Regions from separate parts of the Homo sapiens genome. Here region 1 is linked to region 2. The links are chromatin loops, found by intact Hi-C in ENCODE. Cell type or tissue: ovary. All regions are shown on one strand. Each heading gives the region's core, and the rest is flanking DNA. Links, peaks and the distances in the headings are about the cores only.

The links. Hi-C counts contacts between places; a loop is a spot of excess contacts. Peaks named below come from ENCODE experiments on the same cell type or tissue, not always from the same donor. Only the 100,000 strongest peaks of a DNase experiment are listed, where the experiment ranks them.
Region 1: it touches region 2 in a loop (10-fold over the local background); 1 of 110 quality-filtered maps calls a loop at or near these places.

The regions. Positions count from the first base shown.
Region 1 is chr16:67,770,149-67,777,831 of GRCh38, reverse strand. RANBP10 (RAN binding protein 10) reads left to right here. Exons shown (of 14, transcript NM_020850.3): 3 at 5,746-5,798. Among named protein-coding and RNA genes, the nearest start is that of RANBP10, 33 kb to the left of the region's middle. In ovary, for the core only: no CTCF peak of the experiment used is centred there; DNase peaks (open chromatin) are centred at 3,740 and 4,537; H3K27ac peaks cover 1,437 bases.
Region 2 is chr16:66,621,647-66,629,329 of GRCh38, reverse strand. It overlaps CMTM4 (CKLF like MARVEL transmembrane domain containing 4), which reads left to right. Exons shown (of 4, transcript NM_181521.3): 3 at 5,828-5,926; 4 at 7,108-7,683. The coding sequence ends at 7,272. Among named protein-coding and RNA genes, the nearest start is that of CMTM3, 21 kb to the right of the region's middle. In ovary, for the core only: no CTCF peak of the experiment used is centred there; no DNase peak of the experiment used is centred there.

The DNA.
Region 1 (7,683 bases), core at 1,770-6,769, 1.1 Mb before region 2:
GCCCTCCAACTTTGTTCTTTTTAAGATTGTTTTGACTGTTTCTGTCCCTTGAGATTCCATATGGATTTTTCTATTTCTGTGGAAAACATCATTGGGATTTTGATAGGGATGGCCTTGAATCTGTATATCACTTTGGGTAGTATTGACATCTTAACAATAGTGAGTCTTCTAATCAGTGAACAGAGGATGTCTTTCCATTTATTTGTGTCTGTAATTTCCTTCATCAACATTTTATAGTTTTTAGTGTCTTTAGCCTCCTTGGTTAAGTTTTTTTACTTTTTTTTTCGTTTTGTTTTGAGATGGAGTCTCGCTTTGTCGCCCAGGCTGGAGTGCAGTGGCGCGATCTCGGCTCACTGCAAGCTCAGCCTCCTGGGTTCACGCCATTCTCCTGCCTCAGCCTCCCCCGTAGCTGGGACTACAGGCCCCCGCCACCATGCCCGGCTAAATTTTTGTATTTTTAGTAGAGACGGGGTTTTACCATGTTAGTCAGGATGGTCTCAATCTCCTGACCTTGTGATCTGCCCGCCTCAGCCTCCCAAAGTGCTGGGATTATAGGCGTGAGCCACCGCGCCCAGCCTACTTTATTTACTTTTAAGTATTTTTTTTCTTTTTTTTGGGTGGGGGACGGAGTTTCGCTCTTGTACCCCAGGCTAGAGTGCAATGCTGCGGTATTGGCTCACTGCAACTTCCACCTCCCGGGTTCCTGCAATTCTCCTGCCTCAGCCTCCCGAATAGCTGGGATTACAGGCATGCACCACCACGCCCGGCTAATTTTTGTATTTTTAGTAGAGATGGGTTTTCACCATGTTGGTCAGGCTGGTCTTGAACTCCTGACCTCGTGATCCACCTGCCTCAGCCTCCTAAAGTGCTAGGATTACAGGCGTGAGCCACCGTGCCCAGCTTAAGTATTTTATTCTTTTGATGCTATTGGAAATGGAATTGTTTTCTCAATTTTTTTTTGATTGTTCATTATAAGTGTGTAGCAATACAACTGAAAAGTGAGAAATAGAGTAACTTATTAGTTCTTTTTTTTTTTCTTTTTCTTTTTCTTTTTTTTTTTGAGACAAAGTCTTGCTCTGTCACCCAGGCTGGAGTGCAGTGGCTCGATCTCAGCTTATTGCCACTTCTGCCCCCAGGTTCATGTGATTCTCCTGCCTTGGCCTCCCAAGTAGCTGGGATTACAGGTGCCCACCACCACGCCCGGCTAATTTTTGTATTTTTAACAGAGACAGGGTTTCACCATGTTGGCCAGGCTGATCTTGAACTCCTGACCTCAGGTGATCTGCCTGTCTTAGCTCCCAAAGTGCTGGGATTACAGGCATGAGCCACCACACCTGGCCAATTCTTTTTTTTTTTTTTTTTTTTTTTTTGAGATGGAGTCCGTGTCTGTTGTCCGGGCTGGAGTGCAGTGGCCTGATCTCAGCTCAAAGCAACCTCTGTCTCCCAGGTTTAAGCGATTCTCCTGCCTCACCCTCCCAAGTAGCTGGGTTTACAGCCATGTTCCACCACACCCGGCTAATTTTTTTGTATTTTATTAGAGATTGGTTTTTACCATGTTGGTCAGGCTGGTCTTGAACCTCCTGACCTCAGGTGATCCGCCGACCTCAGCCTCCCAAAGTGCTGGGATTACAGGTGTGAGCTACCACACCCAGCCCTGCATCTGGCCAATTCTAATTTTTTTTTTTTTGAGATGGAGTCTTGCTCTGTCTCTCAGGCTGGAGTGCAGTGGTGTGATCTCGGCTCACTGCAAGCTCCGCCTCCCAGGTTCATGCCATTCTCCTGCCTCAGCCTCCTGAGTAGCTGGGACTACAGGCACCCACCACCATGCCTGGCTAATTTTTTGTATTTTTAGTAGAGACGGGGTTTCACCGTGTTGGCCAGGATGGTCTTGATCTCCTGACCTTGTGATCCGCTCGCCTGGGCCTCCCAAAGAGCTGGGATTACAGGTGTGAGCCACCGCGCCCGGCAAGTTTTTTGTTTTGTGCAATCTTTAGAGTTTCCCTTTCTTTTCTTTCCAGTTTTTTTTTTTTTTTTTTTTTTTAGACGGAGTCTCACTCTGTCACCCAGTGGCACAATCTTGCTTACTGCAGTCTTGATCTCCTGGGCTCAGGTGATCTTCCCACCTCAGTCTTCTAAGCAGCTGGAATTACAGGTGCACTTCACCATGCCCACCTAATTTTTTGTAGAGACAGGATATTGCCGTGTTGCCTAGGCTGGTCTCGAACTCTTGGGCTCAAGCGATCTTCCTGCTTCAGCCTCCCAAAGTTCTGGGATTACAGGCATGAGCCACCACACCTGGCAAGGTTTTCTACGTATGGGAACATGTCATCTGTGAACAGAGATAGTTTTCCTTTCCAATTTGGATGCCTTTCATTCCTTTTTCTTGTCTGATTGCATCATCTAGAACTCCCAATACTGTCTTGAATAGAAGTGGTGAAAGCAGGCATCTTAGATGAAAGGCTTTCAGTCTTCCACCATTGAGTATGATGTTAGCTGTGGGGTTTTTTTAAATTTATTTTTCGAAGCGGAGTCTCTCTTTGTCACCCAGACTGGAATGCAGTGGCCTGATCTTGGCTCACTGCAACCTCGGCCTCTAGGGTTCAAGCGATTCTCCTGCTTCAGCTCCCTGGTAGCTGGGATTACAGGCGTGTGCCACCACACCCTGCTAATTTTTGTATTTTTAGTAGAGACGGTGTTTCACCATGTTGGCCAGGCTGGTCTCGAACTCCTGACCTCAAGTGATCCACCCGCCTCAGCCTCCCAAGATGCTGGGATTACAGGTGTGAGCCACTGTGCCCAGCCAGGTTTTTCATATATGACCTTTGTTGTGTTAAGGTAGTTTCCTTTTATTCCTACTTTCTTGAGTGTTATTGACATGTAATTTAACATGCTATACAAGTCACCATTTAAAGTGTACAATTCGTGTTTTTTAGTGTATTCACAGGGTCTGCTTTGTTTCTCTCAGATTGGTTGGATGATAGTCTTTAAGTTTATGAAGAGTTTCTGGAAGATAGAAGAGTGCATCTTTTGGTAGCTTTAAAACACCATGCTTTTGGAAAAGACTTAATGTCACCCAGTATTTGAAGAGTGGGGGCTTATTCGCCTTGAACCCTGACTCAGCTGTGACCTCATTGGAATATGCAACCTGGGCTCCTGTGGGGCTGCTCCCTGTGTCATTGACACCTAGAGGTGGAATGGTGCCCAAATGTGGGTGTCAGCTTCCTCTGGCTGCTCTCCCCTTAGACAGTCCACTCAGATTCTCAAGTCGAGGCAGGGGTTTGTACAGAGGCTCCCGAGCCATCCACTAATAAACACCATCTTACCTGTGGAGCAGAGTCTGTAGGAAGGTGTTGAGGGCTAGCTGCTGGAGAAGGGAGAGGCGTCTCCTGTGGGGAGGCCTAAGCAAGTTGTGTTTTGAGCACAGGTGCTTTAGTGATTCCCCATTCCCATAGAATGTTGTGGAACCAGAGCCCTGTTGCAGCGACCAAGCATAACTCTTCTTGAGTGACCTTTGACCTCCCCGTTTGCACATGTGCTCCAAACATAAACCCTTACCTAGTGTCAGGAAGCCTATGTGCTGGGGATGGGATGACATGTGGTGTTGGGCATAGCCCCAGGCCCCTCTGAACAGGGCATGGTGAGTGGCTGTTGTCTAAATCAGGGAAAGCCCTGACTGTTGCACTTGTGCCTGTTGGACTGCTGACTGCAGGGCAGCTGGGGTCGTTTGCTGCTTGGTCAGCTGAGGTACTGAAGGAATGGAGACTGACTTTTGGCAGCCTCTGCCATGTAAAGTCAGGAAGCTGATTATTTGGGCTGCAGTTTTTCTGGAAAAATGTGCAAGTTTTAATCTAATGGGAATTCTGCCAGCAGGCTAAGACAGCTTCTGCTCCTGATGGTCCTTGAAGCTAGCCCCTCTGGCAGGAGGAGGCAGGCAGTTTGTGTGTTTCTGGGAATGACTGAGCAGTCCTGTCCAGCTACAGGCTATATTGGTTCATGTCTTTGACCTTTAAGGATCCAACTCTGTCTCAAATGCTGCTTAAAACAAAGCAGAAGACAAGTTCCCTTCGAACTATGAAACTCCCTCTTTGAAGTGCTGTTCCTTTTGCTTTGCTCCTTTCCCTTCTCTACCTTTTTCCCTAAGCCATGTGGGCCACGTTATCAGGGCCATATGCTGGGTTGTTTCCTTTCCTTGTTCCTGCCCAGCATGATTGGGATAGCTGATTTCAGAGGCAGGTGAGTAGGTCAGAGCCTTCCCTCCCTGCCTGACCCTTTATTTTGGTAGTAGAGGCTGCTCCCCCAAATATAGTGGTGCAGCAACCCAGAGAAAGGCAAAAGGGCATTTACTGCCAATAAAGGACTGGCAGGGGCAGTGTATTAGCCTTTTTTATATTACTATAAAGAAATACCTGAGACAGGGTAAAGAAAAGAAGGTTTATAAAGAAAAGAGGTTTAATTGGCTCACAATTCTACAGGCTTTACAGGAAGCATGGTGCCGGCAAAGGCCTGGAGAAGCTTACAGTCATAGTGGATGTTGACTAGGAGCCAGCATGTCACATGGCAACAACGGGAACAAGTTGGGGGGAGGTGCTATACTCTTTTAAACAACCAGATCTCGCAGGAACATAGAGCAAGAACTCGTTCATTACTGTGAGGACTGCCCCAAGACATTCATGAAGGATCTATCCCCATGATCTTAACACCTGCCACCAGGCCCCACCTCCAGCATTGGGTATTACATGTCTACATGAGATTTGGAGAGGACAAACATCGAAACCATATCATTCTACCCTGGCCCCCCAAATTTCATGTCTTTCTCACATTGCAGAATACAATCATCCCTTCCCACTAGTCCCCCAGAGTCTTAACTCATTCCAGCATTAACTTAAAAAGTCCCAAGTGCAAAGGTAAGATGGTATTTATTAGTAGATGGCCTGGGAGCCTCTGCCTCAACTTGAGAATCTGAGTGGATTGTCTAAGGGGAGAGCAGCCAGAGGAAGCTGACACCCACATTTGGGTGCCATTCTACCTCCAGGTGTCAATGACACAGGGAGCAGCCCCACAGGAGCCCAGGTTGCATACTCCAATGAGATCACAACTAAGTCAGGGTTCAAAGAGAATAAGCCCCACTCTTCAAAGAGTGGGAGGAGTGAGGGGGTCTCTGGGGGCCTCACACATCATTACTCCCAGCTTTGTGTGGTTTGGGAGGCCAATGTGAATGTATGCGGGGAAGGTAATGAATTTTGAGACCCAGAGAACAAGCTCGTTTGAGCAGTCTTGATTGATGATCCTATGTAGATCCAACTTGGCTTTACCATGTCCTGGTCTTTGGTGCAGACTGGGTTCTCCCTGTGGAACAATCGTGCATTGCTCTGTAAAGCACTACCTAGGATTGAGATGCTTTAGGCACATCTTAGGAATAGATTCTGTGCCTTAGCTACAGCCAGAATGCCAAAGGACTGGAAGCCATGAATTCATGACACTTTCCTCTGAAATTGAAGCCGGTGGTTCATAGTGACACAACACACGCAACTTTCTGTTTTCTCTAGCTGGGTGAGGCACTAAGATGCTTTCCATTAGCAAATCAAAATGTCAGGTTTCTCCAAGAACCATTAGTATGTTATAAGAGCCTCTACATTCATTGCTTTTCTCATTTTTCTGTCTTTTACCAATAAATGTTTGAGAAGGGAGACGCATGAGCATTTGCTAACCAAAAATTTTGTGTTTTTTTTTTTTTTTTTTTTGAAGTTACATGGGAATAGGACTCTCGGCTCAAGGCGTCAACATGAACAGACTTCCTGGTGAGTCACTGTTTAAGAGAACATTTGTTCTGCTCTCCTGATCCAATTGGGGTTGAGAGTCATGGTGGTAGCAGAGAGGCTGGGGAGGACTTTGTTTGCTAGCTGCCTACCTCAAGCCATGCTACTGGTTGGAGGATCCTGAAAGGTAGCCCTTGGGCCAGGATGGTGTGCATTTCCATTCCAAAAATTAATTGACAAGTGATTGTCATTAATGGAATTTGAACTGTTTGCCATCAAAGTCAACTGACCTGAGTTTGCTCCAGGTAGGGATACGCGTCAGTAGCCCTTGCTCCCATTGGCCTTGCTGAGCAGACTCAGGCATGTACTGGGAGGAAGACTGCTGCCAACCTTGGCTCCTTTGTTACTTCATCGTGTTAAAGATCAAAGTTTTTGGCCGGGCACAGCGGCTCACGCCTGTAATCCCACTTTGGGAGGCCGAGGTGGATGGATCACCTGAGGTCAGGAGTTCGAGACCAGCCTGGCCAACATGGTGAAACCCTGTCTCTACTAAAAATAAAAAATTAGTCGGGTGTGGTGGCACACACCTGTAGTCTCAGCTACTTGGGAGGCAGAGGCAGGAGAATCGCTTGAACCCGGGAGGTGGAGGTTGCAGTGAGCTGAGATTGCGCCACTGCACTCCAGCCTGAGCAACAGGGTGAGATTCCGTCTCAAAAAAAAAAATAAAATAAATAAAAAAGATCAAAGTTTTTAAGTGACCTCCCACGTGGAATGTGATTGAAGCAATTTCTTTTCTTTATTTTTTATTTATATATATATTTGAGACAGGGTCTCACTCTGTAACCCAGGCTGGAGTGCAGTGGCTCAGTCACAGTTTACTGCAGCCTCGACCTCCCAGACTCAGGTGATCCTCAGCCTTCCTAGTAGCTGGGACCACAGGAGCTCATCACCATGTCCAGCTAATTTTTTGTAATTTCTGTAGAGACAGAGTTCTGCCATTGCCCAGGCTGGTCTTGAACTCCTGGGCTCAAGCCATCAGCCTGCCTTGGCCTCCCTAAGTGTTGGGATAACAGGCGTGAGCCACTGCACCCAGCCTTATTTTTATCATCTATTATTTTTCTTTTGAGACAGGGTCTCGCTTTTCACCCAGGCTGGAGTGTAGTGGCGCGATCTTGGCACCACCTTCTCAACCTTCTGGTTGGCTCAACCTTCTGGGCTCAAGTTCTCCTCCCACCTCAGCCCCTCAAGTGGCTGGGATTATAGGCATGTGCTACCACACCTGGCTAATTTATAGGCATGTGCTACCACACCTGGCTAATTTCAGCTATTTTCTGCCCAGCAGCTCATACCTAGACCTGGACTGGCTGCAACTGGGGAGACAGAGCTTCTGCCGTGAACTGATGGGTTCCAGAAAATGGTCTTAAGTCCATTGGTCCCTTGAATCAGCAGAAGTGACATGATCCAGGCTTCCCTGACACGTCATGGGGTCAGGAAAAGTCCTTGTGTTTTTTTCTTGGCCTCCTGCTCTTTGTGCCTATGACACAGAGAAGGCAGCTGGCTTTCCCCAAACAGGGAGTTACACTCAGACCTTACGTCTTTTCTAATCAATGTTTAATGTGAATCACTGATTTTTTTCTAGTAGACTGATTTCTAATACTTTCAATCTAGGATGCTTAGGATTCAACTAATTGTCAGGAATCTTACTTTTTTCCCCCTTTGATTGATCTGAGTGAAAACTGGTTTTTCATTGTTAATCAGAACGTGTGTGGCAGTTTTCTTTGCATACTGTGTGGCTGTGTTCTTTGTTATATGAGCATCTGGCCTTGGCTAAGTAGTTGTAGCTGTAGTATCTGTAGCTCTACCTCTTAATGTACAGGAAAAATAATTTCCTGTCAAGTGCAAACTGATTCTTAATTTTGTTTGTTTG
Region 2 (7,683 bases), core at 1,545-6,544:
TGGGGCCATTCAAGCACAAGTGAGTGCAAAGGATGGGTCGAGTGCTTGCAAACGTTCTTGTCTCCTGGATGGATAGGACAGAGGCTAGAGCCAGCCACCTAGCACATTGGTTTGGGGGCCAACCAGGATTGCAGTGACAGCCCCCAGCTGATTCTGTGTACAAATATTTCATTTGTGATCAGTTCAGCCTTGATTTGTTTCATGGCCCAGGAACTCAAGTGCTTGATGCTGACTTAAGATTTGCAGTATTCCAGTATTAAGCCTTTCAAGTTGTGTGAGTAATAAGTGCTTATTGTAAAACAAAACAAAACAAAACAACAAAAAAACCCCAAAAACTAGAAGATAATAGATAATTTAAAAAAAATCATCTGATGACCCAAGAGAAATGAAAACTTGTTCACACAAAAGCTTGTAGGTTCATAGCTACATTATCTATAATAACCAAAAAGTAGAAATAAATGTCCATCAACTGATGAAGGATAAATAACGTGGTGTATCTATACAATGGAATATTATTCAGTAATAAAAAGGAATGAGTACTGATACATGCTACAACATGAATAAACCTTAGAACCATTATACTAAGTGGAAGATGTAGGGGAAAAAAAGAGAGATCAGACTGTTACTGTGTCTATGTAGAAAGGGAAGACATAAGAAATTCCATTTTTACCTGTACCTTGAACAATTGCTTTGCTGAGATGCTGTTAATTTGTAACTTTGCCCCAGCCACTTTGCCCCAACCTTGAGCTCACAAAAACATGTGTTGTATGGAATCAAGGTTTAAGGCATCTAGGGCTGTGCAGGACGTGCCTTGTTAACAAAATGTTTACAAGCAGTATGCTTGGTAAAAGTCATCGCCATTCTCTAGTCTCAATAAACCAGGGGCACAACGCACTGCTAAAAGCCACAGGGACCTCTGCCTTGGAAAGCCGGGTATTGTCCAAGGTTTCTCCCCGTGAGATAGTCTGAAATACAGCCTCATGGGATGAAAAAGACCTGACCGTCCCCCAGCCCGACACCCGTAAAGGGTCTGTGCTGAGGAGGATTAGTAAAAGAGGAAGGCCTCTTGCAGTTGAGATAGAGAAAGGCCACTGTCTCCTGCCTGCCCCTGGGAACGGAATGTCTCGGTATAAAACCTGATTGTACATTTGTTCAATTCTGAGATAGGAGAAAAACCGCCCTATGGCGGGAGGCGAGACATGTTGGCAGCAATGTTGCCTTGTTATTCTTTACTCCACTGAGATGTTTGGGCAGAGAGAAACATAAATCTGGCCTACGTGCACATCCAGACATAGTACCTCCCCTTGAACTTAATTATGACATAGATTCCTTTGCTCACATGTTTTTTTTGCTGACCTTCTCCCTATTATCATCCTGTTCTCCTACCGCATTCCTCTTGCTGAGATAATGAAAATAATAATCAATAAAAACAGAGAACTCAGAGACCGGTGCCGGGGCAGGTCCTTGGTATGCTGAGTGCCGGTCTCCTGGGCCCACTGTTGTTTCTCTATGCTTTGTCTCTGTGTCTTACTTCTTTTCTCAGTCTCTCGTCCCACCTGACGAGATATCCCACTGGTGTGGAGGGGCAGGCCACGCCTTCAGAAGAGGCCAGGCACAAAGCACATGTTATGTCATTCTATTTGTATGAAATGTCCAGAATATTTGTGGCAGATTTCACACACAGGAAAAAAAAAATGTCCAGAATAGGCAAATCCATAGAGACAGAAAGCAGATTGGTGGTTGCTTAGGGTTGGGGGAGGAATGAGAAATAACTGCTAATGCGTATGAGGCTTTTTTTGGAGTGCTAAAAATGTTCTAAAATTACATTGTGATTGAATTATATACTTTAATTGGGTATATGTTATGGTATGTGAATTATATCTCAATAAAGCTGTTTAAAAATACGTGATATGACCCAATGAAGGGTAACCACTTAAAATACTTGAGTATAAATCCTTCTAAACTGTTCTCTCTAGACAGTCTTTTGCGTATGCATGTGTGTTGTGATATGTGAGTGCAGAAAAATGGAACCATTAAAATCATGCTTTTTCATTTAAATTATTGTACCTTACATGTTAAATATATAACTACGTGATTATTTTTAATGACTGCATAGTGTTCCATTATGGAAATACCATTTTATTGAACAACTCCCCTATTGAGCACTTTGTTTGCTTCCTTATACTTAGACCTTTTTGCCTTATATCATTTATTTATTTATTTTTTTGAGACAGAGTCTCACGCTGTCCCCCAGGCTGCAGTGCAGAGGCGCAGTCTCCGCTCACTGCAGCCTCGACCTCCTGGGCTCAAACAATCTTCCTACCTCAGCCTTCCAAGTAGCTGGGACTACAGGAACGCACTACCATGCCTGGCTAATTTTTTTGAATTTTTTTGTAGAGACAGGGTTTTGCTGTGTTGCCCAGGCTGGTCTCGAACTCCTGAGCTCAAACAATCCACCCACCTCAGCCTCCCAAGTGTTGGGATTACAGGCAGGAGCCACCATGCCTGGCCCCCAATATGATTTTCTTTTTTTTCCTTTTTTTTCTTTTTTTTTTTCTTTGAGACGGAGTCTCATTCTGTCTCTCAGGCTGGAGTGCAGTGGCGCAATCTGGGCTCACAGCAACCTCTGCCTCCTGGATTCACGCAGTTCTTCTGCCTCAGCCTCCCGAGTAGCTGGGACTACAGGCATGTGCTACTATGCCCAGCTAACTTTGTTTTTTTTTTGAGAGGGAGTCTCACTCTGTCGCCCAGGCTGGAGTGCAGTGGCGAGATCTTGGCTCATTGCAATCTCCGCCCCCTGGCCTCTAGCGATTCTCTTGCCTCAGCCTGCCGAGTAACTGGGACTACATGGTGCATGCCACCGTGCCTGGCTAATTTTTTGTGTTTTAGTAGAGATGGGGTTTCGCCATATTGCCTAGGGGTGGTCTTGAGCTCCTGAGCTCAGGCTGTCCACTCACCTTGGCCTCCCAAAGTGCTGGGATTACAGATGTGAGCCACCACGCCTGGCCACAGCTAATTTTTTAGTAGAGACGGGGTCCAGCTAATTTTTGTATTTTTAGTAGAGACGGGGTTTCACCATATTTGCCAGGCTGGTCTCCATCTCCTGACCTCAGGTGATCCGCCCACCTCGGCCTCCCAAAGTGCTGGGATTATAGGCATGAGCTGCTGTGCCTGGCCTCCCTTTTTCTTTTTATTCTGTTGACTTGTTAGAAAAACTGGGTCATTTATCCTGTAGAGGGTCTTGCAGTTGAGTTGGCTGCATGCACCCTCATGGTAGTGTTTCATATGTCCTTCTTTCCCCATTTTCTCTGTGACCTAGTCATTGATCTCAGGGCAGTGTGGTGCTATAGCAGCTGCTCTGACAATTGAAATGTTTTCTGATCTGCTGTGCCCTTGAGGCAGCCACTTGTCACATGTGGCCACTGAGCACTCGAATTGTGGCTAGTGTGATTGAAGAGTGAAATTTTTTATCTTATATGAATTAGTTTAACTTCAGTCACATATGGCTAGTGTTTGCCCTATTGGACAGCACAGTCCTAGAAGCTCAATTATATTTAGATTCATCTTTTAAGCAAGTGCTTCAGTATTTAAATATGATTCAGTGGGATTTGAGGAGGCAGATATGTTATGCTCTTGTTAGCAGTTGCTGGCGTTTTTTTCCCCTGGTTTAATCTGGTTTCTTAGCCTCAGATCATGTTGAAAGATTATTTTTTATCTTTTTAAAATAGGCTTTTTGACATATTTTTTCCCTGTATTTGCTGTTCCCATTCATCATCTCATTCTTCACTCACTACTGTTAATGATCATTACTAAAGCAAATTTAAAACTACTGATACTCCTACAACTTTAAAATTTTTGACTGTTTTCTTTTTTCTTTTTCTTTTTTTTTTTTTTTGAGACAGAGTTTCGCTCTTGTTGCCTAGGCTGGAGTGCAGCGGCGCAGTCTTGGCTCACTGCAACCTCCGCCTCCCGGGTTCCAGCGATTCTCCTGCCTCAGCCTCCCGAGTAGCTGGGATTACAGGCATGTGCCACCACACCCGGCTAATTTTGTATTTTTAGTAGAGACGGGGTTTTTCCATGTTGGTCAGGCTGGTCTCGAACTCCCAACCTCAGGTGATCCGCCCGCCTCGGCCTCCCAAAGTGCTGGGATTACAGGCATGAGCCACCGTGCCCGGCCTGTTTGTTTTCTAGCCCTTTGCTGCATCTCTGTTTTTATGTAGTCACTGTTAATGTTGATACTGTTTTATTTGATGTTTGACCTCACAGTGTATTGTATTTTCCCCTCGTTTCTGAATAGTCTTTGCTTTGGGAAGTATATTTTATATTCTTTTTTTACCCCTACAGCATCTTACCCAGAGCTGAGTGTAACTAAACGCTTCCTGGTTTGAATTTGTGAAAAATTTGCCCTGGCTTACGCAGGTCATAGCTGAAACCCATCCTGCTGGCAGATGCGTCTGAGCAGAGCTTTCCATGAGCCAGGAGCAGGTTGGGTGTCTGCTGCAAGACTCAGCACTGTTATGATGCCAGCATTGTCTCTTTACATCTTATTTTATTATTTTATTGAGACAAGAGTCTCGCTCTGTCACCCAGGCTAGAGTGCAGTGGCACGATCTTAGCTCACTGCAACCTCTGCCTCCCGGGTTCAAGTGATTCTCGTACTTCAGCTGCCCAAGTAGCTGGGATTACAGGCATGCGCCACCATGCCCAGCTAATTTTTGTATTTTTAGTAGAGATGGGGTTTCACCATGTTGACCAGGCTGTTCTCGAACACCTGACCTCAAGTGATCCATCCGCCTCAGCCTCCCAAAGTGCTGGGATTACAGGCATGAGCCACCGCACCAGCCATCTTTACATCTTCAAAAAGAGGAAATCGACCTTGGAGCTAGGCCAGACCAGAGGATCCATCAGGTGTGGATAGTGTAATCAGCCTGGCACTCAGGCAGTTTGGGCTTTTTCCTGAATTTTTTTCCTATAGAGGTTTTAGAGGTACTCTGGTATGACCCAGGCTACTGGGTGCCTCATGCCAAAGTAGTAATAACAGAAGTGACAGTAAATATGTAGGCCACTGTAGCTGTGGGCCAGGCACCATGCTGGGCTCTTCACCTGTATGGTTCCATTTAATTCCTTCAACAACTCTGGGAGGAAGGGGGTACATTCTCACGTAAAGCACAGAAACAAAGTAGCTTGTCCAAAGTCATATGGGTGGTTTGGACCCTGGTCAAGCTGTGACCTTTCATTACCCTGCTATGTTCCCTTCTACAAATAAGACGAGCTAAATCTGTGAAACGGTGGATGCATGCTGTGCAAGAAGCTTAGGAGAAAATTCTCCAGGCTTTAGTGACATAGAGGCTTGAAAGACTGCTTGAGAAAGAGCGTGAAGTCTGGCTAAGTGTGCTCTCTGTGTGAAAGTTTGTTTTGAATGTCACATGTGAGTGCAGGGAATGCTGGAGGGATTTCACCAGTTTTAGTACATTTGGATCCTTGGGGAGCTTTGTCCATAGCAAGATGATTTGAGTGTGGTTTTTAAAAGATGGCACCAGACCTCTAAATGGTAATTAGTGTTAGCAATTTTGGTTACTATTTCTTCAGAAAGGGTAGTGGGGTTGGTGAAAATGTAGATTTTGTGGTGGTGATTTATCAAGTAGTGTCATAAACTGTTAACTTTGCCTTCTTTTGTGTGACCAGTAACCCTGTGACATTGAGACTGAAATATGGAGCCACCAGGGAGGTTGGGTATCGTGGGTCTTATTTTGAAAGTTCTCCAGTTGCTTTTAGAGCAAAGATGGAATGGTTCTTTTCACTTGGTTTATTTTGTCTCTCCCTTTAGGATTTGGTCAACACTGGACTCAGCGCTTTCCTTTTCTTTATTGCTTCAATCGTACTGGCTGCTTTAAACCATAGAGCCGGAGCAGAAATTGCTGCCGTGGTAAGCAAACTCAAATGGTTAAAGCAAGCTGATCTGGGGACCTCCTGTGACCTGCTCGCCTGTCCCTGGCATGTGTCCTGCTCCCCCTCCTGTGGCTTTTCTTTGCTAAAGATGATGTTACTGGGCCAGTGGGGGTCCCAGTCCCTTCAGTGCTGTGGTTCTCAAAGTATGGGCCCCAGAACAGCAGCCTTGGCATCTGTTAGACATCCTTAGGCTCCGCTCCAGAGCTACTGAGTCAGAAATGTATTTGAAGTAACCCTCTGGATGATACAGATGTGCTCTCAAGTTCAAGAACCCCTGCTTTGGTTCGTTTCCAACACAGTCCTTGATGTCTAAGAGCCTTATCTGCCTGGGGAAGGGAGGGTTCTTGAATGCAGTCATGACACCATTTAGCAGTCACATGACATTTCAAGGTGGAAATGCCACGGCAGGTGGGGACCAGATAATGTAGGACTTCCCCTCTCCATGCCCTGCATTTCTGTATTGTTCTCAGTTTATGAGGAACAGTTATCCTTTTTGTAATGGGGGGATTAAAAGGTTTATAAATGATTAAACGAACTGCTCTCCCAGGTGCCACTCAGGCGATTTGTAAGTCTTAATAATTAAAACTCTGTGCTTCTTACTCTGGAGCTGCTTACTTGGAGCTGCCCCATGAGAGGCAGGTGTGGGATGGGGGCTGTGATGTGGAACATTGGCCCTGTGGCTTGATTTGGGACCCACATGCGAAACCCTGATTTTCTGTCTATGTTACATTTTGTCTGCACTGTATTTTCTCATCTGGGACCAGAGGCCCTGAAGTTGCAGTAAAAGAGGTACTTTTGTGATTTATTTTTTTATACGTCCAAAATACTTCAAAAGAAACCTTAGGCTGTCTTTAGGTCAGGCAAGATTTTCTGTGTGTCACATGACTAGAGACTCAGCTGTGGTGTGACAGCCACACATCCAGCAGGGCTGGGCACAGGCTTCCCTTTGACTCTGAGCCACCCCGTCATATGTATTTGAAACAAGACTTTAGATCAAATGGGGCTGCTGAGAGGGGGAAGAGATCAAGGAATGAAGGCACAGGGTTGTAATGATCAGCTGGCAGAGCAGGAAGGGGCTGCATGTGGCTTGGGTCACCACAGAAGCCTTGAGGGGCCAGGCCACGTGCCCGAGGACTAACTGTGCTGGTGTGTTTTTAGATATTTGGCTTCTTGGCGACTGCGGCATATGCAGTGAACACATTCCTGGCAGTGCAGAAATGGAGAGTCAGCGTCCGCCAGCAGAGCACCAATGACTACATCCGAGCCCGCACGGAGTCCAGGGATGTGGACAGTCGCCCTGAGATCCAGCGCCTGGACACGTGAGGACCTGCCTGGATCCTCCTCCCTCCCGTCCTCGTGCCTGTCTCTCAGTCAAGTTTTCTTTCCCTTGTCCTGTCAGATTTCCATGTGATTCAGTTGAATTTTGTCCTCTTTGGTAAAAGTTCATTTTGGGAAAGGGTTTCCCGAGTGGCCCAGTGGGCGGGTCCGCGGTGGAGTTGGGAGGCCCACGTTCCTCAGCGTTTGGGGCTGTGGAGCAGCCGGCGTCACTGCCCAGGTCCACTTGAGGTCTTACCTGCCCTGAAGCACAGGCTTCCTTTGACTCTGAGCCACCTTGTCGTGTGTATTTGTAACAAGACTTTGGATTAAATGGGGCTGCTAAGAGGGGGGAAATATGAAGGAATGAAGGGACAGCATTGGAACGGTCAGTCGGCAGTGGTTCTCAGGCAGCCTTAG